Regions from separate parts of the Homo sapiens genome. Here region 2 is linked to region 1. A link is an interaction called in ENCODE POLR2A ChIA-PET data of the cell type or tissue named here. Cell type or tissue: Panc1. All regions are shown on one strand. Links, peaks and the distances in the headings refer to the core of each region. The heading gives the core; the rest is flanking DNA. Region 1 has its middle 18 kb from the start of ABCC2. Region 2 holds the start of LOC124902589 (small nucleolar RNA U13).

Region 1 (5,387 bases), core at 63-5,062:
CTTTTTGGTCTCTCTCAGGTATAAAAAGGTCCAGGCTAATCTAATCTGAAACTTCTTTCTCACATCCATTTTTAAACAGCCTTATTAAGATGAAATTACATGCAATTCAACCGCTTGAAGTGTACAAGTCAATGGTTTTTAGCATATTCACAGAGTTGTGCAACCACTGCCACAACCAATTTGGGAACATTTTTATTACCCACCAAAAACATCGACAACAACAACAACAACAACAAAGCCAACATCCAATTTAAAGCTTCTCTCCTGTTCGAGAACAGCCTGGCCAGCACGGTGAAGACCCATCTCTACTAAAATCACAAAATTTGCTGGGTGTGGTGGCACGTGCCTGTAGTCCCAGCTACTCAGGAGGCTGGGGCAGGGGAATCGCTTGAACCCGGGAGGCAGAGGTGGCAGTAAGCCGAGATTGTGCCATTGCACTCCAGCCTGGGTGACAGAGTGACTTTGTCTCAAAAAAAAAAAAAAGGAAAAATAGTAGAGTAGAGATGTTCTTAAACTGCCTAAAATGTCGCTGAGGCTGCATATGCTTTATTTATATTTATTTGTTTATGTATTTATTTGTAGAGATGGGACCTTGCTATGTTTCTCAGGCTGGTCTGGAAGTCCTGGCCTCAGGAGATCCTCCCACCTTAGCCTCCCAAGTCACTGGGACTGCAGGCTCGTGCCACCATGCCTAGCACTGTTTTAGTTTTTAGATGCCATACACGTTTGTTTTTGTGGTAATTCTTAGCAAGAACTTTTTTAAAAGATGGGTCGCAGTCCTGTATGAAACCCACACAATCGTTCAGTGCTAACCGCTGGCAAGTTAGTTAACACCTCTAGACCACAACCACATGGCTGTGTAGTAGAGTGGTCACATGCATGTCGTGGACTCTGGATCTAGCTACCTGGGTGCACAGGACTTAAGTGCTCCGTCCCTCAGTTTCCCCATCTGTGAAATGGGGATGACTGAGCTAATACCACCTGCCTCACAGTTTGCAGCAGGGATTCGATGAGTGAACACTTGGACGGTGCCTGGAATAGTGCCTGGTTCCTAGGCAGCGTCCTGTGAGTGTTAAATAAAATATCTTTTCATGCTGATTTTCCTTTCTGCTTTGACATGCTGAGATTCTGTTTTAGCTGCAGGATGGTTTGAGTATGGCTTTGGTTTTCTATTAAAGCTTCTTTGATCTCTTAGCTCAACCATTTCAACAAAGCATATGGTCTCTGCTTGCAGGGGATCTTGTGTGGGTGCATTTTCTGGTGCTCTTTGATAAGGAGTGGGGTATGAACATTTGGTTTGGGCATGACAGCTTAATGACTTTCCACAATAACTTCTTATATCAAAGATTATTTCCCTTAAGCCTGGGAGTTGAAACAATATATTTTGCTAGAAAATAAATAAGCTTGGAAGGAGGAAATGAGAATTTCATTATGACTTGCGATGCTTTTGCCTTTTAAAATTTCATGACATGTGCTTTCATTAAGTAAAAATATCCCTCCTTCAAAAAAAAAAAAAAAAGCTTCTCTCCTTTATTGGCTCAGGGACCAGTTACTTCTGGGGAACAAAGTCTCATTACTTTTTATCATTTTTCCTTGTTATTCAATTCCTCCTTCCCTAATTCCAGGATTCGAGCAGGGAGGTGAGAACCTGGAGAAGGGGTACAAAAGTAATTTTGCTGGCTCAGGGACCAATGATGAATTTTTCAGTATGTGGGACTTCCAATGCAAAAACCGGAAAAGTTCCAAGCAAACAAGGATGGCTGGCCACCTTATGAACTGGTGCTGTTTGTAAATCACTCTTGCTTGATCAAAGGCTAACCATAAACGTTTTCAATGGGCCAGGTGCGGTGGCTCACGCCTGTAATCCCAGCACTTTGGGAAGCTGAGGCGGGTGGATCACGAGGTCAGGAGTTTGAGACCAGCCTGCCCAACATGGTGAAACCCCGTCTCTACTAAAAATACAAAAATTAGCTGGGTGTGGTGGCGTGCGCTTGTAATCCCAGCTACTCTGGAGACTGAGGCAGGAGAATCATTTAAACCCGGGAGGCAGAGGTTGCAGTGAGCCGAGATCACGCCACTGCACTCCAGCCTGGGCGACAGAGCAAGACTCTGTCTTGGAAAAAAAAAAAAAGAGTTTTCAATATTTCAGCTGCTTTCCAAGTGGTCCAACCTGTATTCTGTCCTTCAGCAGTATAATTTCCCACTAGTAATGTTAAGTTTGATTACTGGGTTAAGGTGAAAACAACCAGATAGTCAATTATGACATTTTCTATTTTTATGACTAGCAAGTAACCTATAGGGTGATATTTTGGCACTGTGGATATTCAGCTCCCATTCAACATTTACCAAACGGTTTTAGCATTGGTAATCTTTGACTGATTTATTTCATTTGGAGTTAGTTACAAAACTGTTTTCTAATTCTAAGAGATAAATAATGTTGCTATGAACATTCATGTACCAAGTTTTCGTGAGGACATATGTTTTCAATTCTCTGGGAGTACATACCTAGGAGTGGAATTGCTGGGTCATATGGCAACTCTGTGTTGAACATTTTGAGTAATTCCCAGACTGTTTTACCAAGGAGTGGCACCATTTTACATTCCCATCAGTGGCATATGAAGGTTACAGTTCCTTCACATTCTATCCAACACTTGATATGGTCAGACTTTTGGCTTACAGTAATCCTAGCGGGTATGAAGTGGTATCTCATTGTGGTTTTGATTTGCATTTCCCTAATGACTAATGATGTGCATTTTTTTTTTTTTTGAGATGGAGTCTTGCTCTGTTGCCCAGGCTGTAGTGCAGTGGCGCAATCTCGGCTCACTGCAAGCTCCGCCTCCCGAATGATGTGCATTTTTTCATGTACTTGTTGGTCAGTTGTATACCTTCTTTGGAGAAATGGTTATTTTCTTTTTTTTTTTTTTTTTTTGAGACAGGGTCTCGCTCTGTCGCCCGGGCTGGAATGCAGTGGCACGATCTCGGCTCACTGTAAGCTCCGCCTCCCACGTTCACGCCATTCTCCTGCCTCAGCCTCCGGAGTAGCTGGGACCACAGGCGCCCGCCACCACGCCCGGCTAATTTTTTGTATTTTTAGTAGAGACGGGGTTTCACCATGTTAGCCAGGATGGGAAATGGTTATTGTTTATTGTTGAGTTGTAAGTGTTCTTTGCATATTCTAGATACAAGACCCCATTGTATATATGATTCGCAGATTTTCTTCCATTCTGAGGGTTGTCTTTTCACTTTATTGATGCCACTTTGAAGCATAAAAGTTTCCAACTTTGATAAAATCCAATTTATCCAATTTTTTTCTTTTGTCATTCATGCTTTTGATGTTATGTCTAAGAAGGCTTTGCCTAACCCAAAGGTCACAAAGATTTACCCGTTTTCTTCTAAAAGGTTTTTTAGTTCTTAAATTTAGGTTATGACCCTTTGAGTTAATTTTTGCATTTGGTGTAAGGTAAGGGTCCAACTTTATTCTTTTGCATGTGGATATCCAGTTGTCTAAGCATCATTTGTTAAAAAGACCATTCTTTCCCCCACTGAATTGTCTTGGAATCCTAGTCAAAAATCAATGGACTATAATGTAAGTGCTTATTTCTGGACTTTCAATTGTATCCTATTGAGCTATATAATTATCTTTATGCCAGTACTACATGGCCTTGATTACCATAGCTTTGTAGTAAGTTTTGAAATCAGGAAGTATGTCATCAAATGTTGTTCTTCTTTTTCAAGATTTTCTGGCTATCCTGGGGCATTTGCGTTTCCAGATGGATTTTAGGATCAATTTGTCAACTTTTACACAAAAAGGCAGTTGGAATTCTGCTAGCAATTACATTGACTCCGTAGATCAATTGAAGAGTGTTGGAATCTTAAAAGTAGTAAGTTTACCAATCTATGAACATGGGATGTCTTTCCATTTATTTCTTCATTGTTAAGTCTTTTAAAATTTCTTTCAACAATGTTTTGTAGTTTTCAGTATACTGTCTTACACTTTTTTTTTTTTTTTTTGAGACTGAGCCTTGCTCTGTTGCCTGGGCTGGAGTGCAGTGGTGCGATCTTGGCTCACTGCAACCTCTGCCTCCCAGGTTCAAGTGATTCTCTTTTCTTAGCCTCCCAAGTAGCTGGGATTACAGGTGCCCACCACCACACCTGGCTAATTTTTGTATTTTTAATACAGACAGAGTTTCACCATGTTGGCCAGACTGGTCTGGAACTCCTGACCTCACATCATCCACCCGTCGCGGCCTCCCAGAGTGCTGGGGTTACAGGTGTGAGCCACTGCATCTGGCCTGTCTTACGCTTCTTTGATTACATTTATTCCTAAGCATTTTATCTTTTTGATGCTATTATAAACTGAACTTTTATTAACTGCATTTTAGGATTGTTTGTTGCTAGTGTAAAGCAATACAATTTATTTCATATACTGATCTTTCCGAGAGTAGGAAAACTCAAAGTGTTTTTTCTATTCTCACAACAATCAACACAGAGGACTTTTATGACCAAATGTGGGGAGTGAGGGTCTCCCTGACACACACCAAGCAAGCAATCACTTCTGCAGCAGACACCAGCTCGGTGTACTCTAATTCAATCTCAACATTATCTACCTGAAGATAGCATCAGATCCCACAGGTTGAGGGCTCAGTCCCCAAGACTGTCCCCCAACTTCCCACTCCTCACCAGCCAACTTCCAACATCAATTGCAAGCCCCAGATTATTTTGCCTGTGCTTGTCACCGACCAACTATAAATCTGAATTCCCACAACCCCCTCCTCAGGTTTGATTGATTTGTTGGAGTAGCTAACGGAACTCAGGGAAACATGTTTAATACAATAAACATGTTTATTATAGTTTTTTTTTTTTTTTTTTTTTTGATACAGAGTCACTCCATCACCCAGGCTGGAGTGCAATGGCGCGATCTCAGCTTTCTGCAACCTCCACCTCCCAGGTTCAAACTATTCTCCTATCTCAGCCTCCTGAGTGGCTGTGATTATAGGTGCGTGCCACCACACTTGGCTAATTTTTTTTACTTTTTAAATTTTTACTAGAGACGGGGTTTTGCCATGTTAGCCAGGCTGGTCTTGAACTCCTGATCTCAAGTGATCCACCCGCCTTGGCCTCCCAAAGTGCTGGGATTGCAGGCATGAGCCACCATGCCCAGCCTACAGGGGCTTTTTTTTTTCTTTTCAACTTGTACTCTTCAGGGGATACATGTGCAGATTTGTTACAAAGATATATTGCAAGACGCTGAGGTTTGGAGTATCACTAAACCCATCACCCAGGTAGTTGGCATAGTACCCAATAGGTAGTTTTTCAGCCCTTCCCTCTTTCCTTCTCTCCCCACTCTAGTAGTCCTCAGTGTCTATTGCTCCCGTCTTTGTCCATAT
Region 2 (5,387 bases), core at 83-5,082, 160 kb after region 1:
ACATGATGGTACTGGGGTTAGAAATGAGCCATTTCATTTCACAAACATAGATTGAGCAGATGGGGGCACTGGAGTAGAGGCTAGGCCTATGTGATGGTCAGTTTTATGCATCAGTAGGGCAAAGCTACAGTCCTCAGTTATTTAAACACTAATTTAGGTGTTGTTGTCACCTAGGTGATGATGCAACTCAAGCAGAAATTATGGTGCCTAAACAAAGGCAGTGATGGGAAGGAGAGGAAGAGACAAAGTGGAGGGATATTTAGGAAGCTGATCAACTGCACTTGGCCATCAGATGTACTCGGGGTTACAGAGAAGGAGGATTCTTGGATGGCTTGCAAATTTTAAAAGGAAAACCAGTTTTTTGGATAGGCATAAGAAATATAATTATGAACATGTATTTGGGGCCTGAGTAGATTTTCAGGATCTGCAATATGGATATAGAAATATACAGTATAGAGGTTACAGCTTAGCCATAGAGGGGATGGAGAAAGTTAGCATTTAAAGTAAGTACTCTTTTTTAACCTCTTTAAAAAACAACACACATAAAATGCACAGCTGGATGAAATTTCACATATATTTGCTCTTGCGTAACTACCACGCTGACACACAACAGTTCCAAAACCACAGAAGACTCCTTTGTGTCCCCTCATAGTTAATATCATCCCTCAAAGGTAACCAATATTCTGATTTCTGTCATTATAGCTTAGTCTTGCTTGTTCCTGAACTTTGTAAACATTAATTCATACAGTATATATTCTTTTGTGTCTGGCTCAACATTATGTCTGTAAGATTCATCTATGTGTGTGAATATAGCAATTTGTTCTTTTCCATTGCTGTGTAGTTTGAGTATTTATGCATTTTATGTATGCATTCTCTCATTGACTAATACACAACCCAAACATATTTGGGTTATATATTTGTCATGGTTCTCCAGAGAAACAGAACCAATTATATATGTTATATATAACCAATTATATGCATGTATGAGAGAGAAAGAGGAGGGATTTTTTTTTTTTTTTTTTGAAGAAATTGACTCACATGGTTGTGGGGGCTGGCAAGTCCAAAAGTCCTGCTGTTCTGTAGAGCAGGAGGCTGGAAACTCAGGCAGAGTTTCTATGTCATAGTCTTAAGGCAGAATTCCTTCTTCTCTGGGAAACCTCAGTTTTTGCTTTTAAGGCCTTCAACAGATTGGATGCGGCCATTATGGATAATTCCTTTTACCTAAAGTTAGTTGATTGTAAATGTTAATCACCTCTATAAAATATTTCACAATAACATCCAGACTAATATTTGACCAAACAACTAGGCACCATTGCCTAGCCAAGTATACATAAAATTAACCATCACAGGTTGCTTCCAGTGTTCCACTATTTCCAGTTTTTACTGCTATAAACATTCTTGTACCTGTCCTTTAGCGGAAAGAAGCACTCTTTTCCATTGGTTAAATATGAAAGCAAACTTGCTGGGTGACAGGGATATATGTGTTTAGCCTTGGAAGACATTACCGAAGTTCCAAAGAGGTCGTAGCAATTTGAATTCCCTCCAGCAATGTATGAGAGTTCCAGCTTAGCGGCCAGGTGCAGTGGCTCACGCCTGTAATCCCAGCATTTTGGGAGGCCGAGGCGGGCAGATCACGAGGTCAGGAGATCGAGACCATCCTGGCTAACATGGTGAAACCCCGTCTCTACTAAAAATACAAAAAAAAAAAAAAAAATTAGCCGGGCGTGGTGGTGGGTGCCTGTAGTCCCAGCTACTCGGGAGGCTGAGGCAGGAGAATGGCGTGAACCTAGGAGGCGGAGCTTGCAGTCAGCAGAGATCGAGCCACTGCACTCCAGCCTGGGCGACAGAGCAAGACTCCATCTCAAAAAAAAGAAAAAAAAAAAAAAAGAGTTCCAGCTTAGCTGGGCATGGTAGGATTGTGCCTGTAATCCCAGCGCTTTGTGAGGCTGAGGTGGGCGGATCACCTGAGGTCAGAAGTTTGAGACCAGCCTGGCCAACATAGTGAAACCCCTTCTCTACTAAAATATGAAAATTAGCCGGGCATGGTGGCACATGCCTGTAGTCCCAGCTACTCAGGATGCTGAGGCATGAGAATCTCTTGACCCCAGGAGGTTGCATTAAGCCAAGGTCGCACCACTGCACACCATGCCACCACTGCATGACAGAGCGAGACTCTGTCTCCAAAAAAAAAGGGCTCCAGCTTAGAGCAAATACTCTTTTTATCTACTTTTTAATTTTTATATAATTTCACACTTTTACAGAAAAGTTGCAAAAACAGTATATTCTTTACCAGATTCACTAATTGCTATAATTTTGCCCCATTTGATCTATTGTCTTTCTATCAATCCATATATGTGCATACACATATTTTTTCTGAACTATTTATGCCCCCTTTATCCATAAATATGTCAGTATTTCCTAAGAACAAGAATTTTCTCGGCCAGGCGTGGTGGCTCACGCCTGTAATCCCAGCACTTTGGGAGGCCGAGGCGGCCGGATCACGAGGTCAGGAGATCGAGACCATTCTGGTTAACGCGGTGAAACCTATCTCTACTAAAAATACAAAACAATCAGCCGGGCGTGGTGGCGGGCGCCTGTAGTCCCAGCTACTCGCGAGACTGAGGTAGGAGAATGGCGTGAACCCGGGAGGTGGAGCTTGCAGTGAGCTGAGATCGCGCCACTGCACTCCATCCAGCGTTGGTGACAGAGCGAGACTCCGTCTCAAAAAAAAAAAAAAAAAAAAAAAAAAAAAAAAAAAAAAAAAAGAATTTTCTCTTACATAACCCCAACACATTTATGGAAATCAGGGAATTTGTAACATTGATACAAAATGCTTATCTGAGCTATAGTTTATATTTAAATTTCACCAATTGCTCCAATAATGTCCTTCATAGCTGGTTTTTTTCTGATCCAGCATCCAATTCAGGATCACACATTGCATTTACTGTTCATATCTCTTTAATCTTCTTTCATCTAGATCAGGTTCTCAGCCTTCCCTTATCTTTCATGAACTTGCTTTTTTGTTTGTTTTTAGATTACAGGCCAGTTGTTATGTAGAATGCCCTTCAGTTTGGTTTGTTTGATGCTACCTCATAATTAGATTAAGGTTATAGTTTTGGCAGGTGTACCATAGAAATGATATGGAGTCCTTTTCAAGGCAGTGAGGTCAGTGCATCCCTTTATTGGTATTGTTAACTGTGATTAAATGGTTATGGTTGTGTTCATCAGAGGAACTCACCATGGAGTTACTAATTTTCCCTTTGTAATCAATAAGTTATTTTCATGGGGGTGCTCTGAATCTATGTACATATCCTCTTCTTTATCAAACTTCTATCCACTAGTTTTAGCATCCATTGATAATTCCTGTCTAAATCATGGTTGCACAAAGATGATATTCTGATGTTATCATTTCTGCTATAAGAGAGAGCTATCCCTTCTCTTTTATTTATTTATATTCGTATGAGCTCATAGATTATTTTATTCTATGGCTATTCTATAGTGATATTACCACTGTAATATTGTGCTGTAATACCACTGTGATGATAATAAATAATTACCATTATTTATGCTGATGTTCGAATACTCCCAGATTTGGCCAATGGGGGTCCCTTCTGATTCCTGTGTTCTTTTTCTATATCTCCATTTTTTAAAAAGCACTTCCTTGCTTTCTGGCACAACACGATATTCTAAGCTTATCTTGTACTTTCCCCCTCTCAGTCCTAGAATTAGTCATTTCTCCAAGGAGCCCTAGTTTTTTTTTTTTTTTTTTTTTTTTAGTACGAAATGGTATTTAGAAACCAAGATCCAAGTGCCAGGTATACTCAATGCTACTGTAGTGTCTACTTCTAGGCCCTTTAGCCCACAGAGCTAAGAAATATACATATTTTATCTTAATTTCTACATCTGTACACACAGACACACACACACACACACAAAATCATGGATTCATATAGATACCTCCAGTTCCAACTCAACACCACAAAATTCATTTTAGTCCTCCCTTTCTCCATATTTATAACTCTCCTCTCCAACAGCAAGAACTAGCTTCCAATATCCTCAGTACATTTACTCATTTGTGCAACTCTACAGCACACAAAAGGTATTTCAGAATTGCTCACCCATATCACTACAGAAAAAACTCCTTCTAACTAGAATTAAATATTTGTTGGGCTTGTTTATTTGGTTTTTATCCTCCCTTCAGCATCGCAATATTATTTGTTTAAAATAGAGTTATTTAAAATGAGTTAAGTTCATTCCTTTTTTTTCACGTCAGGTAACATGCTGATGTCTTAAGGTTTGAAGGAGGCACATCTCACATGTGTGTGAAAACCCAAATCATCATGTTCACGGGCTACAAAAGGATGCATTTGTTTCTATTTGTATTCCATTCTAAGTTTCTTCCCCCTTCTCATCCTTGTTGACTTTTTTTTTAGTGGAGCTTGTGGATTTTGTGGATGGGCTTTACCGGGTCTATAAACCCCTCGGAGTTTTATGCAAAATATTGAATATGTCTGCCTTTGGAGCAAGGGTAGAGAATCCATAAGATTCTTAAAATGATCTTTAACCTCAAAATTTAGGAGCACAATAGAGAAGAGCAGGAATCCAGGGACCCTCTAAGAGGCTTCCCACTAGTGGGGTAGGAAGTTCTGCCAGACTGTGAGACTCTCAGGACAGACAGGATCTTCTTTATCTTATATGTCCACTGCTGAGCATGCACATAAATGCAGAGGGAACAGAAACCAAAGGAAAATGGAAGAGAAATGTGGGAGCAAATCTGTACCTTGAAGCAAACTCAGGATTGCTCTTTCTTTCTAAGCATTTCCCCACCAGTGACATCAGCTCAGACGTCTTAGATTCTGGTCCTCCCAGGGCATGCCTAGAACCACACCATGGTGGGGGTGGGGACACAGCCTGGGCATCTGTCTATAGGCATACATAGAAAAATAAACTAGGCCAGGCGCGGTGGCTCACGCCTGTAATCCCAGCATTTTGGGAGGCCGAGGCAGGTGGATCACAAGGTCAGGAGTTCAAGACAAGCTTGGCCAAGATGGTGAAATCCTGTCTCTACTAAAAATGCAAAAAAAGTAGCTGGGCATAGTGGCGGGTGCCTGTAATCCCAGCTACTGAGGATGCTGAGGCAGAGAACTGCTTGAACCTCGGAGGCGGAGGTTGCAGTGAGCCAAGATCACACTGCCACACTCCAGCTAGGGCACAGAGCAAGACTCCATCTCAAAAAAAAAAAAGAAAAGAAAAATAAACTAGGCTGGGCACGTGGTGGCTCACACCTGTAATCCCAGCACTTTGGGAGGCCGAGGCGGGCGGATCACCTGAGGTGGGGAGTTCGAGACCAGCCTGACCAATGTGGTGAAACCCTGTCCCTACTAAAA

What was found. Peaks named below come from ENCODE experiments on the same cell type or tissue, not always from the same donor. Only the 100,000 strongest peaks of a DNase experiment are listed, where the experiment ranks them.
Region 2: POLR2A ChIA-PET joins it to region 1 with 6 read pairs; 2 of 35 experiments call an interaction of 5 or more read pairs at or near these places.

The regions. Positions count from the first base shown.
Region 1 is chr10:99,761,940-99,767,326 of GRCh38, reverse strand. No RefSeq gene overlaps it. Among named protein-coding and RNA genes, the nearest start is that of ABCC2, 18 kb to the left of the region's middle. RefSeq lists a silencer at 759-808. In Panc1, for the core only: no CTCF peak of the experiment used is centred there; no DNase peak of the experiment used is centred there; H3K27ac peaks cover 1,785 bases.
Region 2 is chr10:99,600,756-99,606,142 of GRCh38, reverse strand. It overlaps LOC124902589 (small nucleolar RNA U13), which reads right to left and starts at 4,363; the gene lies at 4,263-4,363. In Panc1, for the core only: no CTCF peak of the experiment used is centred there; no DNase peak of the experiment used is centred there.